Regions from separate parts of the Homo sapiens genome. Here region 1 is linked to region 2. A link is a contact called in ENCODE Hi-C or POLR2A ChIA-PET data. All regions are on one chromosome and are shown on one strand. The core of a region is the stretch at or near the end of the contact, and the rest is flanking DNA. Distances in the headings are between cores, read along the strand shown. Region 1 holds the start of SF3A1 (splicing factor 3a subunit 1). Region 2 holds the start of EWSR1 (EWS RNA binding protein 1).

Region 1 (6,165 bases), core at 3,393-5,892, 1.1 Mb before region 2:
AAATATGGCACCTTAGAAATGCAAAAAACTGCAGAAGCAGGAAGGCCACCCTCATCTTCCCCTCATCCTTCTTCTCTGAAGCAGGCCGCCAGGAAGGTCAGTCTGTGACCTCTCCCCTCCTCCCCTGAAGACCCTCATGTGACAGGTGTCCTGCCCTATACCCAGATGGGAAGCAATGTCACATAGGGACACCAAGAAGAATCTGAGCAAACAGGCCTTACTAAATCCATGCCCTCCCTCATGTATTACTACTAGATCATACCTTTTTTCTTTTTTTTTTTTTTTTTTGAGACAGAGTCTTGCTCTGTCACCCAGGCTGGAGTACAGTGGCACAATCTCAGCTCACCACAACCTCCGCCTCCTGGGTTCAAGCAATTCTCCTGTCTCAGCCTCCTGAGTAGCTGGGACTACAGGTGCACACCACCACGCCCAGCTAATTTTTGTATTTTTATTATTTTTTAAATTTTTAATTGTATTTATTATTTTTTTGAAAGAGAGTCTCGCTCTGTTGCGCAGCCTGGAGTGCAGTGGTGCGATCTTGGCTCACTACAACCTCCACTTCCTGGGTTCAAGTGATTCTCCTGCTTCAGCCTCCTGAGTAGGTGGGACTACAGGCACGTGCCACCATGCCCAGTGAATTTTTGTATTTTTTATTAGAGATGGGGTTTCACTATGTTGGTCAGGCTAGTCTCAAACTCCTGACCTCATGATCCACCTACCTCAGCCTCCCAAAGTGCTGGGATTATAGGTATGAGCCACCATGCCCGGCCAATTTTTGTATTTAGTAGTAGAGGCAGGGTTTCACCATATTGGTCAGGCTGGTCTCCAACTCCTGAGCTCAGGTGATCCACCCTCCTTGGTCTTCCAAAGTGCTGGGATTACAGGCATGAACTATCGCGCCCCGCCAGATCATACCTTTGGGTCCACCAATCATAATTCTGCACACTGACCATAAAAACACAGATCTCCTTGTTTCTTTGGGTTTTCATTTCTGAAGGTTTCCATGTCAGGGAAAACTTTTTTTTTTTTTTGAGACGGAGTCTCGCTCTGTCGCTCAGGCTGGAGGGCAGTGGCGTGATCTCGGCTCACTGCAAGCTCTGCCTCCTGGGTTCACGCCATTCTCCTGCCTCAGCCTCCAGAGTAGCTGGGACTACAGGCGCCCGCCACAACACCCAGCTAATTTTTTTGTATTTTTTAGTAGAGATGGGGTTTCACCATGTTAGCCAGGATGGTCTCAATCTCCTGACCTTGTGATCTGCCCGCCTCAGCCTCCCAAAGTGCTGGGATTACAGGCGTGAGCCACCGCGCCCGGCAGGTAAACTTTTATTAAATTTGTATGCTTTTCTCTTGTTAATCTGTTTTTAAAATTTTATTTCATTTATTTATTTTTTAGAGACAGGGTCTCACTCTGTTGCTCAGGCTGCAGTGCAGTGGTGCTGTCATAGCTCATTGTAACCTTTAACTCCTGGGCTCAAGTGATCCTCCCCCTCAGCCTCCTGAGTAGGTAGGACTACAGGTGGGTGCCACCGCACCTGGCTAATTTTTTTGTTTTTTGTAAAGACAGAGACTTGCTATGTTGCCCAGGCTGGTCCTGGCCTCTTGGCCTCAAGCAATCTTTTCGTCTTGTCCTCTCAAAGTGCTGGGATTATAGGCGTGAGACACCTTAATCTTTTATTAAACTTGCAATGAGTGAGGAAAATATATTACTTTTTCTCCCCTACACATTAAAAAGAGTAAAAATAAAGGTCAATTAACTTTAATTTTAACAGCATATTTTATTTAACCCAATATACCCAAAACATTATCATTTCAACATATCAATATAAAATTATTAAGGAGATTTTTAACATTTTTATGGTATTAAGTCTCAAAATCTAATGCCTGTTTGACAACACATGGCCATTTGGACCAGAAACCATTTCAAATGTTCAAAATCTGTGTTGGCTGGTAGCTACTGTATTGGACGGTGCAGAGGGTTGGATGCTGTGTGTGCATTCAGCAAATGAGGACTGAGTATCTGTTCCATACCAGGCACTACGTCAAGACCAGGAACACAGCAGGGCACAAGGAGCCCTGTCCTCCAGGAACTACCAGTGATATCTGAGGGTCTCCGCAAGGGGTAAGCTTGTGTGTGCCAGTTTCACCCATGGGATATCACCCAAGGGATACGTGTCTGCCCCATGATACTCACAACACACATGCCCACATCCTACACTCCTGTTGTCTTGGCAACTGCCAATGAACTACTGCTGCCCAAGAGATTTTATGTCTCCAAGGAGGGAGGCAGAAACAAAGGCAAAATAACACACGGAAGTATTCTGGGTTTCCTTCCTGGAATGGGCATGAAAGAAATAAAGAAATCAAGAAGCCCCCAACCTGGGAGAAAGTGTATTCAGGTGGCAAAGCATCTGGAATTCATAAGCTTGCTTGTGAAGGCACCAGGAAACACTGATCTGTTCACCTTCAAATAACTATAGCTGCCACATGGGGCCATCCTGGATATCAACTCCCAGTAGATCCTGGATCAGATAAGCAGCAGCAAATGCCCAAGTGTCAGGAAAATCCAAGATGACCTTATGTTGTTTCTTCTGAAAATTGAAGTCATGCAGATACAAGCATAGTTTAAGAAGTACTTTATGTGTGTGTCAAGTGAAGAAGCACTTGACGTGAGCTCTTTCTGCAATTCCTGGGTCTTGAGTGGAACCCTCAGTCTGAAGCTGCCAGCCCGGCACTGTACCCATGACCACATAGGTGACAGCACTAATTGAGCCCTTAGGGAGGAGCAGCAGCTATCTCTGCCTCTCCTCAATTTCCTGGGGCTCAAGGTGGACTTTTGACTCCCAGAGAAGAGCAGGAGCCTTTCCTGCATTTCCGTTCAACATTCAAGCGCCTTCTCTCTCTCAGAACTAGTACCCTAACCCTACTCGGTAAAGATGATGCCTACTTCCCAGCCAGGGTGCCTGGTGAGATTCAAAGCCACCACCATGAAAACACGGGAAACTCTAAAACCAGCTATGTGGCAGATGTCAGTCTCAAACATGAGATTGTTAATTGCCTGGATCCCTGGGGATACTGAAGGGACTGAGGGCAAAATAACTAACTGCACTAGTAGAGGAATAAGACTGGCTTGAACTTGCATTCCCACTCTACCAACTCCAAACTTCACTGTCCTCATTTGTAAATAGGTTGCTATAAGGAATAAATGACGTAACACATGAAGTGTTGGGCACAGTATCCGGCTCATAGTAAATGACCAATACATCCCAGCTATCATTATTCTACATTAATAACAACCATGACACACAGCTACGATGTGTGTGGGGGGAGGGGGAAGACTTGAGAGAGCAACCTTTCCTATCACTCCCTCATTTCACAGGTGAGGAAACTGAAGTCCAGGAACAGGTTCGGAGCCAGCTCCCCGCTTTCCAGAGTTGAGGAGAGGAGGAAGGAGAGAGGGGGGAATCGCAGGAGAGGGAGAGAAGCCGGCGGGATTCGAGGTAGGCCTCTGGGGAGCGAGCCGCATAGCTTGCAGGGCTGCATCTGTGAGAGTGAGGGGTGAAGCCTAAAGCAGCAGCCCTGCGTGATGGCTCATGCGTGTAATCCCAGCACTTTGGGAGGCCAAGGCGGGAGGATCGCTTGACCCCAGGAGTTTGAGACCAGCCTGGGCAACATAGGGAGACGTCCTCCCATGTCCCTACAAAAAAAAAAATTTAAAAACTGGCCGGGCGCGGTGGCTCACGCCTGTAACCCTAACACTTTGGGAAGCCGAGGCGGGCGGATCATTTGAGGTCAGGAGTTCCAGACCAGCCTGGCCAGCATGGTGAAACCCCGTCTCTACTAAAAATGCCAAAAAAAAAAAAAAAAAAATTAGCCGGGTGTGGTGGGCGCCTGTAGTCCCAGCCACTCGGGAGGCTGAGGCAGGAGAATCGCTTGAACTCGGGAGGCGGAGGTTGCAGAGAGTCAAGATCGCGCCACTGCACTCCAGCCTGGGTGACAGAGCAAGACCTTGTCTCAGAAAAAAAGAAAAAAGAAAGACAAAGAAAGCAGCAGCCTTGATTTGAGAGGGAGGCCCCCAGTGGGGCTTGAGGGCGGGACTACGGAAGGCAGGGGATGGAAGCAAGAAAAGGCAGGTTCCGTGGGAAAAGCGAATTAAGGGCGTAGGATTTGGAAGCGGGGCTTGGAGGATGTGGGTCTGAAATGAAAGGGGGGACTAAGGGAGTAGGGAAGTGGGGCTCTTAGGCGGTGAGCCTGAGGGGACAGGGGCTCTCCTAAATGAGAGACCAATGGGAGGGAGCTGGGCTCTTGGAAGGCGGGGTCGAAGGGAGCGAGGTACTGGCCTGTGGAGTAAAGGAGCCGCGAGGTGAGTGCGGCGGGGGTCCGGCGGGTGACGTACAACATCTCACCTGTCTTCGGCGTCGCGGCTTCAGCCTTCGTGTCTGGTCGGCTCCCGGAACTGCCCCCGGTGCGCCTGCGGCCACCGGGATCCCCGAAAAGCCCTAGCCGGGCGCTCAGGCCGCTGCCTTGGCAACGGCGTCGGACGCCGCGGTGCCCGCGGGGAGGGGCGGGAAGCGCGTCACGGCGAGGGGACGGTCCCGGAAGTGCGCCAGTCGTACCTTCGCGGCCGCAACTCGCTCGGCCGCCGCCATCTTGCGAGCTCGTCGTACTGACCGAGCGGGGAGGCTGTCTTGAGGCGGCACCGCTCACCGACACCGAGGCGGACTGGCAGCCCTGAGCGTCGCAGTCATGCCGGCCGGACCCGTGCAGGCGGTGCCCCCGCCGCCGCCCGTGCCCACGGAGCCCAAACAGGTACCTCTCCCCCGCCCCTCAGCCTGCAGCCGGAGGGTTGGCCTGGGCGCTCCTTACTCGCACAGGAATAAGCGGCCGGCCGCTATGAAGGGCTTGGAGGGACTGCAAGTCCCAAGAGGCTGCGCGCTTCCCGCGCTATGGTGGTGTTCTGGTAGCGAAATGAGCCACCCTGAACGGGATTCTCTAAGTGGTCCGCGGAGCAGCCCCGTCGGCACGAGCCGGGAGCTTCTTAGAAATGTGGAGTCTCCGCCGTAGATCTTTTAAATAGGAATCTACATTTGAACAAAATCCTAAGGTGATTGATTTATAAGTGCGAGAGGCGCTGATCCAGCCCATCCTCTGATCTTATGTAGCAGTTGGGGCCGCCGGCCACAGCCTTTCCCCAGTAATGGCTAATTTCCCAGCCTGCACGGTACATCTTTGGATGTTAATTCTCAGCATCTATTTCGGTGTCTGCCCCAAGCCAGACACCGTGCCAGGCTCCCACATTACCGGAATGAATGGGGCATGGTCCCTGCCTAGGGAGCTCACAGGCTAACGAGAAGACAGACATATGAGAATGCTCACCAAATGTTTGTTGTCCCAATGGCCATCGATGATACAGTGCCAGCCCGCCCTTAATAAAGCTCTCCAATCTCGAATGTGCACAAACCATTGTAGTATGGTGTGATATGCCCTGTGATAGAAGTTTCAGGTACAAATCTAATGAACATTGTTTGCTGGGCTAGAAGGGATATTAAGGTAGGGAAGCCCACAAGAGTGAGAGGTAAATTTCTTTTAGAAGAAGGAATAGGAGTTTGCCAGGTAGGTGACTAGGGAAGGGAAATAGCATCCTTTATTCATCCAGCAAATATTTATTGAACACATACGCTGATCATTGCTTTGGGTTCAGAATAAGGGGGGCGGGGGGGGGGAACATGACTGAAGAAGCCATGCCTTTTCCACAAATATTTAAGTGCCCGTGTGTCCCTGGCATTTTCCCAGGCATTGGGGGAAAATAAGGTAATAGCCAGATAATATGCGCAAAGACACCGAGGTGAATCAAACGGTGTCTCTGATCAAGAGTAAATGAACAAGTGTTGAAGCATAGACTTAGGAGCGTAGTGGCAGGAGATGCGATTCTTACTTAGGATTTGAACTTTTCCTTGTAGACAGTGGGAAGAAAAGGGAGTGTTTTAAGCCAAATAGTGACATTTGTGTTTCAGAAATTCAGGTAGGCAGACGTGTGGAGAATCACTATGAGGGGAGGCCAGTCACGCTATTCCAAAGAGGCTGAAGGCCTGGCCGAGATTAGGGCAGAGGGGGTAGGCAGGCTCTTCAGCCAGAGTGGTGTGTTAGAATCCTGGTTCTGCCAGTTGG
Region 2 (5,791 bases), core at 2,484-4,983:
GAGGTCAAGATCAGCTGATTTGGCAGGTATACTTTTTATGTTCCCATGACCACAAAACCCATCCCAATCCCAACTGTCATTTAAAATACAGGATGATCATCAATATCACAGACTGACAACAAGATCTACTAACAGGATCAGAAGTTTCTACCCTCATATAAAACGGAGGCATGCAACAATAATACAAAGTTTAACACTAGATTGGTTACGTTAGAACCTACCTCTCCTCAAAAATTAGTTTTCACTCCCCTCACTTTAGCAAGTTAGACAAACCATCATTCCCTAGCTCAACGACAGTGAAACGGAATGGCAGACAAGAAGGCAGTCACCACACTCCAGTGTTTTAAAGGGTTTGCTGTGTCAGAACTATATTTGTGCAGCAACTTAAAAGCTAGATATATTATAAACCCTGGTGAAGCAGAGCTAAGGCAGAACCCTGAAGACTGGCAAAGAAGAAAAAGCATTTAGTCTTTCTGGGAAAAATTTGGTAACACCATTGTCTTTCATACAACTCAAAATGATTTCAACTTAAAAAAAAGACATGAATTTTCATCCCTTATCTAAGTAAACCTCCCTATAATTTTCCTTTTCCTATGAAATTTATAACATGCATCCAAAGGGACCAAAAACTGGTCCACTGAGGTGTCTACAAGTAGTAAAAACAAACGGAAAATAGTTTTCAGAGCGCTACTGCATTAAAGTTAGATAAATTTAGTTTTTTTTTAAAGGCAGTTAAAGTAATTATTTTTGAAAATTCTGCCCAATTCTTTCTTCTCCACAAGAACACATATCTTGTTCTGTCTGAAGACAGTACTGCCATTAGGACGGAAAAAAGGGGTCCTTTATTTTCCAATCAGAAAGTAGTCCCTCATCCAAAACCAACAATTGACAGCTCTTCATGGCATCCACTTCATGGAATCCAAAGCCAGCCTCACAATCCCTCGGCGGCCTGAGAGAGCTTTGCTGAATCCATCTCTTCACGTTGGCTTATCTGCCTACCTCTCTGTACTTTACTGGACTACTTTCTTTCCTTTGTACACACTCTTAACTCAAAACCCTGAATCACCAAGAGGAACAAATCAACTGCCCAAAGGCTAACCTATAATGAAAAAAATAATCTGTTCATGACAATCTTAAAGGCATTTTCAATAGCACTACAAGTCATACTCTCTCTGACATTAAAACTAAATGCAGATCATTTTTTCCATGTGGCATCTACAAAATAAACACAGCAATGAATCATTTAACATCAAATATTTTAACCCACGTTTTGTTGAGGTCTTTGCTTGAGAAGTGATTGTAAATCACTGTCATGTAAGTTCAACGTTTGCAAGACGACTTTTACGCAAGAGCAGTTATGTAAAACATCAAACTGGCAAAGCTGATATGGAACAACCAATGACCTCTTATCAGTGAGAAACCACAGGATTCGGCCCTATACTAACTGGTGGGCTATAGAAGGTAGCAAATTTGTTTCATGAACTTACATTTATCTTCCTAGAGCACACAAACATCACAGGCCCTCAAGCAAGCTATTAGGTTGATGCAAACGTAATTACTTTTGCACCAACCTAATACAATTACAAACTGGTCAGATTATTCAGCAACCGTGTTCGTTTTTAACCCCCAAAAGTGAGCCACTGACTTCACTAAAAATCACTTCACTGTGATTGAGCGCTGGGGGTTCTAGATTGCTGCGAGTCTGCATTCCAATTCTTTGTTGCACTGGATATATATGCTTTACGTACTTTTCTACATGAGATAACATACGAGGAGAGAAAACTTCTATTATTAACCCAAGGCAACGGTTTAACACTTTAGAGCAGTCACTATGGAAGCTGCTTCACACTACCTGAGTTGAGCTTCACAGTACCTGAGCTGAAGTCAGCATAGGACAAATTTGTGGAATGCTTATGCTGGAAGGTCAGAAGGGCTCAAAAGCTTAAGAGGTCTAGCCTAACTTCTGTATTTTACAGGAAAGGAAACTAAGGACCAGATTACTTATGTGACTCTCTGAAGGCCCCCCCAGCCAGGCCTAATGTGTTTACTTTGTGTCAACAGAAACCACAACTGTAATTCTAATACAGTACAGCACATGGTAGTTACTGGTGAACAAGGTTTGAACAAAGTTGACTGAAAAAAGGCACGTCCAGCCACGCAAAAATGTCAACGCACACGTTTTGCCTTTTCAGGCTTTTGCAGAGCAGAAGAGGGTGGATAGGGCACCTAGGAAACCACTTCCCACCGGGAGGTTAGCTGTGGTATTTCAGTCCTCTCTTCTACCGGCACTCTTTGGTATCCACTCTTTGGTATCCCGGCACGAACAGCCAACACTTACCTGTTTATTGACCACAGATGGGGAGAATTCTTAAACTGTCCTTAAGTTGCTGGATTCTGGACTCCAAAAACTCTGGAGTGCCCAGAACTTTTCCTGTCTTCCTTCTCATCTTCTCCCACTGTCTCTAAGGCCTGGAACCAGGTGGCCTGAGAATACCCCCGGGGCAAAAATGCTCCACCCTGCCAATTTTCGCGGGTTAGTGTACCCACAGATTGCGAACTGCAGGTGATGGCTAGGCGACACTCTTAAACGCTCCTTCCATCAAGGACCACTCTACTCCCATTTTGGAGTTCCCAACCGGGGCTTGCTTGCAAGTGCCTTTAAGATTGCTTCTACTGGCCTTTTTTCCCCTCTCCTCTGTCGACCTACGAAATCAACAGGCCTGCCGGCCTAACGCAGGCGAATAAACGTGCGAGGCCACTGCTGAAACATAATTCAAATGAAGGCTCGGCCTTTTGTTCCTCCTAGGTCAGAGAGACCAGAAATATCTTTCTGGTAGCGTTTCTCGTCTCTCGACCCAGGCTGGCCTTATTATACAACGGATGTCCCTCGGCGTTTGCAGAAAAAGGGCCCTGGGAAGCCACTTAATTGGTTTTGGGGGAGGGGAGGACGTGGATTAATAACGATAAAAATGGAGAAGCCCAAGAAAGCGGCAAACTGGGGGCCCTGGAGGAGGGAAGCACATTCTGTCTAAAGCCCAGGCGAGCAGAAGTTCGGCTTGGGGCTGGAAGCCACAGAGGGGGCAGCTCGGCAGCGCCAGACGCCCCAGCCGACTGGGTCTTAAGGATGACGGGGCTCCCGCTCATAGGCCGGCACCCCTCGGCCCACAAATCCACGGTATCTTTATTTGCTTTTTCCCCTGGTTTCTCAGGAAACCCTGAAAACGGGGAGGGAGGCCTCACAGGGACAGCAGCCTGCGGGCCCCCCGGCGGTTTCATAGTGACCGGCTTGAGGCCTGGCCAAATCCTCCCCTTCACGCAGGGCCTCGAAGGCCGCAGGCCCCGCCCACGTGGCGGGAGGCCCGGAGCTCAGGGCGCGAGGACCGCCACACAATGGAGGCCAAGGCGGGCCCCGCGCGCCCCCGCCGCAGCAAGCCCCCCGCGCGCCACGGGCGCCGGAAGATTCCAGAACCGGCCCGCCCGGTTGGGGGAGGGGAGAGGAATGCGGATCCCCGAGCTCGTCGGGCCGCGGCGGGTGCCTCAACCCCCTCTCGGCAACTCCACTCAGTCTTCCCAGCCAAGCCCAGAGACGAACGACCCCCAGTTTGGGCGTTCCGGCTACCGCCGGCGCGACCGCAGTTCCACCATACTCACCCGTGGACGCCATTTTCTCTCCTTCCTCCTCGTTCTCTCAACGTCCGTCTCCCTCTCGCTTTCCCTCTAGGCGCCGCACTGCGCAGGCGCAAATCTCGCAACCCCGGGCGCGACCATCGGGCCAGGCCACGGGGGTGGGGTCAGGAGGGATGAACCACCGCTTACTCGTTCTTCGCGTCCGCAACTCTTGTCCCAGTCCTCTCTAAAGAGCGCCCGACGTGACACTCGGGCCAAAATAGCATCTAAGGGGCCAGAGCGGGGGTGAGCGGGTCTCAGCGTGAAACCGGAGAGGCTCTCAGCACGAGACTAGGCTGTTTGGAATGGTTCCGTCCGCTGGCTCTAGGGACGGTCGCTGAAGAGTCGGCCCTGCAGGGAGACGGAGATCGGCGGGAGGGCTGGGGGAAGGGACCCGGACTAGAACAACTGCTGACTAATCCGCGGGCCGCGGGGAATGGGTGGCGCGCCAGCCGGTCGGCAGGGGTCACGCGGCCGGGTGTGCGCGGAATGGATTCAGGGTTCTCGGGTCGCGCCCGGGAGCTAGAGTCCTGACTCCCAGCCGGGGTCCCCGACCGGCCTTTCGGGGTTGCCGGGCGCGCTCTGCAGTGAGTACCCGGGACGCGTGGCCCGGGCCAGCGGGGAAGGGTCCCCAAGGCCGGTCGGCTGGGTGGGAGGCCTCGAACGCCGTGCCTGGCCCCGAGACCCTATCCCCGGTAACGGTCGAGGTGGAGCAGGCCCTTTAATCATCCCTCATCCGATATCCTTGTTTCTACAGAAGGGGAAACTGAGGCCCAAGGAAATTGAGTATCTCTGCAAAGTCACCAGCTGAGTTCGAACCAGACAGATCCTGGGACCCCCTACTCTATCCGCCACCGGAAGAATCTCCGTCCTTGTCTTTCCATTCTGCCCTCCCGGCTTCCCAGTAAGGTAGGCAGGGCCTGGTGGTGCACTGCCCCGTTTCATAGATTGAAGAAAGTGAGGTCCAGGGGGCTCAAGTCCCAGTTCCGAGTGTCCACGGGTAAGCCCTTCACCCTTGCTAAGGTGCCCAGAGCTGGGGAATGGTTGTGAGGTGTCGATGCAGGAGGAGGTTTACGGTGGGTGCCTTGGCCCCAAACCCTGCCTCCAGGCAAGGCTGACCCTGCCCACCTTCCTGGACCTCTAGCCCCAGCCCCCTAGGTGGATGCCCGGGTCCGCGAAGGGCAGGGTTCACCTTCAAATCCCTCGGCAGGACCAGGAGCCAAGCTAGTGTCCTTTTTTCAGTGAACATATATAAAGCACTGGCTGTGTGCTGTGAATACCCTGGGGAATGTGGGGTTGGATCAGAGGAGCCATGAGCTCAGACCACCTGCCTAGGGAGACAGACTGGCCAAGCTGTGCTCCTAAGGATAAGATCCATGATGTTAGGGGGCCAGAGGAGGGGAAGGGATATTTGAGCTGGGCTTCCAAGGGTGAAATAGGAGTTTGCCTGCTGGCAAAATGGAGGGAAGGACAATGCAGGCAGAGGAGCTTTCCACATTTTTCCTGCAGGAAACTGGTAGATGTGGAGAAGGCGCTTGGCAGGGGAGCAAATTAGGCAGCCTTCTTGTCTCTCTGGGATCCTGCTTCCTGCCCTGAATCAGCTCAGTGGGAGTCCTGGGACCGAGAGGCCTGACCAGGGGTGAAGACCTACAGGCCCTGGAGGACAGGCTGGATGCAAGAGAACAGCACGGGGGAGAAGGCCTTGCTTTGGTGGGCAGGGAAAGGCCATGTTTGAGGGCCAAAGCTGGGACCAGCTAGGCTGGAGCAGCCACCTCCATATTGAGGCCTTCTCGATGGGCCAGTTGGTGGCTACAGACGCCTGCCATGATTAGTGCGGATTGCTATGGTTTATGGAGGAAGAGTTGTGGGCCAGGGCCTGCCTTAGCCTATTCCTTTTTATTTCATCATACTCTGAGGAAAAGAATTTATGAATTTCCATTTTACAGATGAGAAAGGAGAGGCTCATCTGTAAAATGAGGCTCATCTGTAAAAAGATGAGGTTGGAAACTTGCCTCAGGACACAGAGCAGAAAGAGGTGGAGCGCATACTGTACCCTTCCTGTGGAAAGGGGAGCCAGGGCCAGAGGGGCTGTGCCAGTAAGGAAGCAGGAGGAGGCTTACAGTGG

What was found. Hi-C counts contacts between places; a loop is a spot of excess contacts on that map. ChIA-PET counts read pairs that join two places held with the same protein, here RNA polymerase II (POLR2A). Pooled maps may share reads with other maps.
Region 1: a loop to region 2 is called in a pooled map, with 21 times the contacts of the local background. The contact joins the promoter of SF3A1 here to the promoter of EWSR1 in region 2. A Hi-C loop is called at or near these places in 6 of 50 pooled maps. POLR2A ChIA-PET finds 5 or more read pairs at or near these places in 2 of 52 experiments (H1 and activated CD4-positive, alpha-beta T cell).

What each region holds. Positions count from the first base shown.
Region 1 is chr22:30,355,371-30,361,535 of GRCh38, reverse strand. SF3A1 (splicing factor 3a subunit 1) reads left to right here and starts at 4,642. Exons shown (of 16, transcript NM_005877.6): 1 at 4,642-4,806. The coding sequence starts at 4,744. CCDC157 (coiled-coil domain containing 157) reads right to left here and starts at 4,529. Exons shown (of 12, transcript NM_001017437.5): 1 at 4,404-4,529. RefSeq lists an enhancer at 3,161-3,760 and a silencer at 4,696-4,945.
Region 2 is chr22:29,266,210-29,272,000 of GRCh38, reverse strand. EWSR1 (EWS RNA binding protein 1) reads right to left here and starts at 3,733. Exons shown (of 17, transcript NM_005243.4): 1 at 3,652-3,733. The coding sequence starts at 3,664. It overlaps RHBDD3 (rhomboid domain containing 3), which reads left to right and starts at 4,020. Exons shown (of 7, transcript NM_012265.3): 1 at 4,020-4,253; 2 at 4,424-4,575. RefSeq lists enhancers at 2,136-2,185, 3,648-3,707, 3,818-3,877, 3,270-4,141 and a silencer at 3,388-3,477.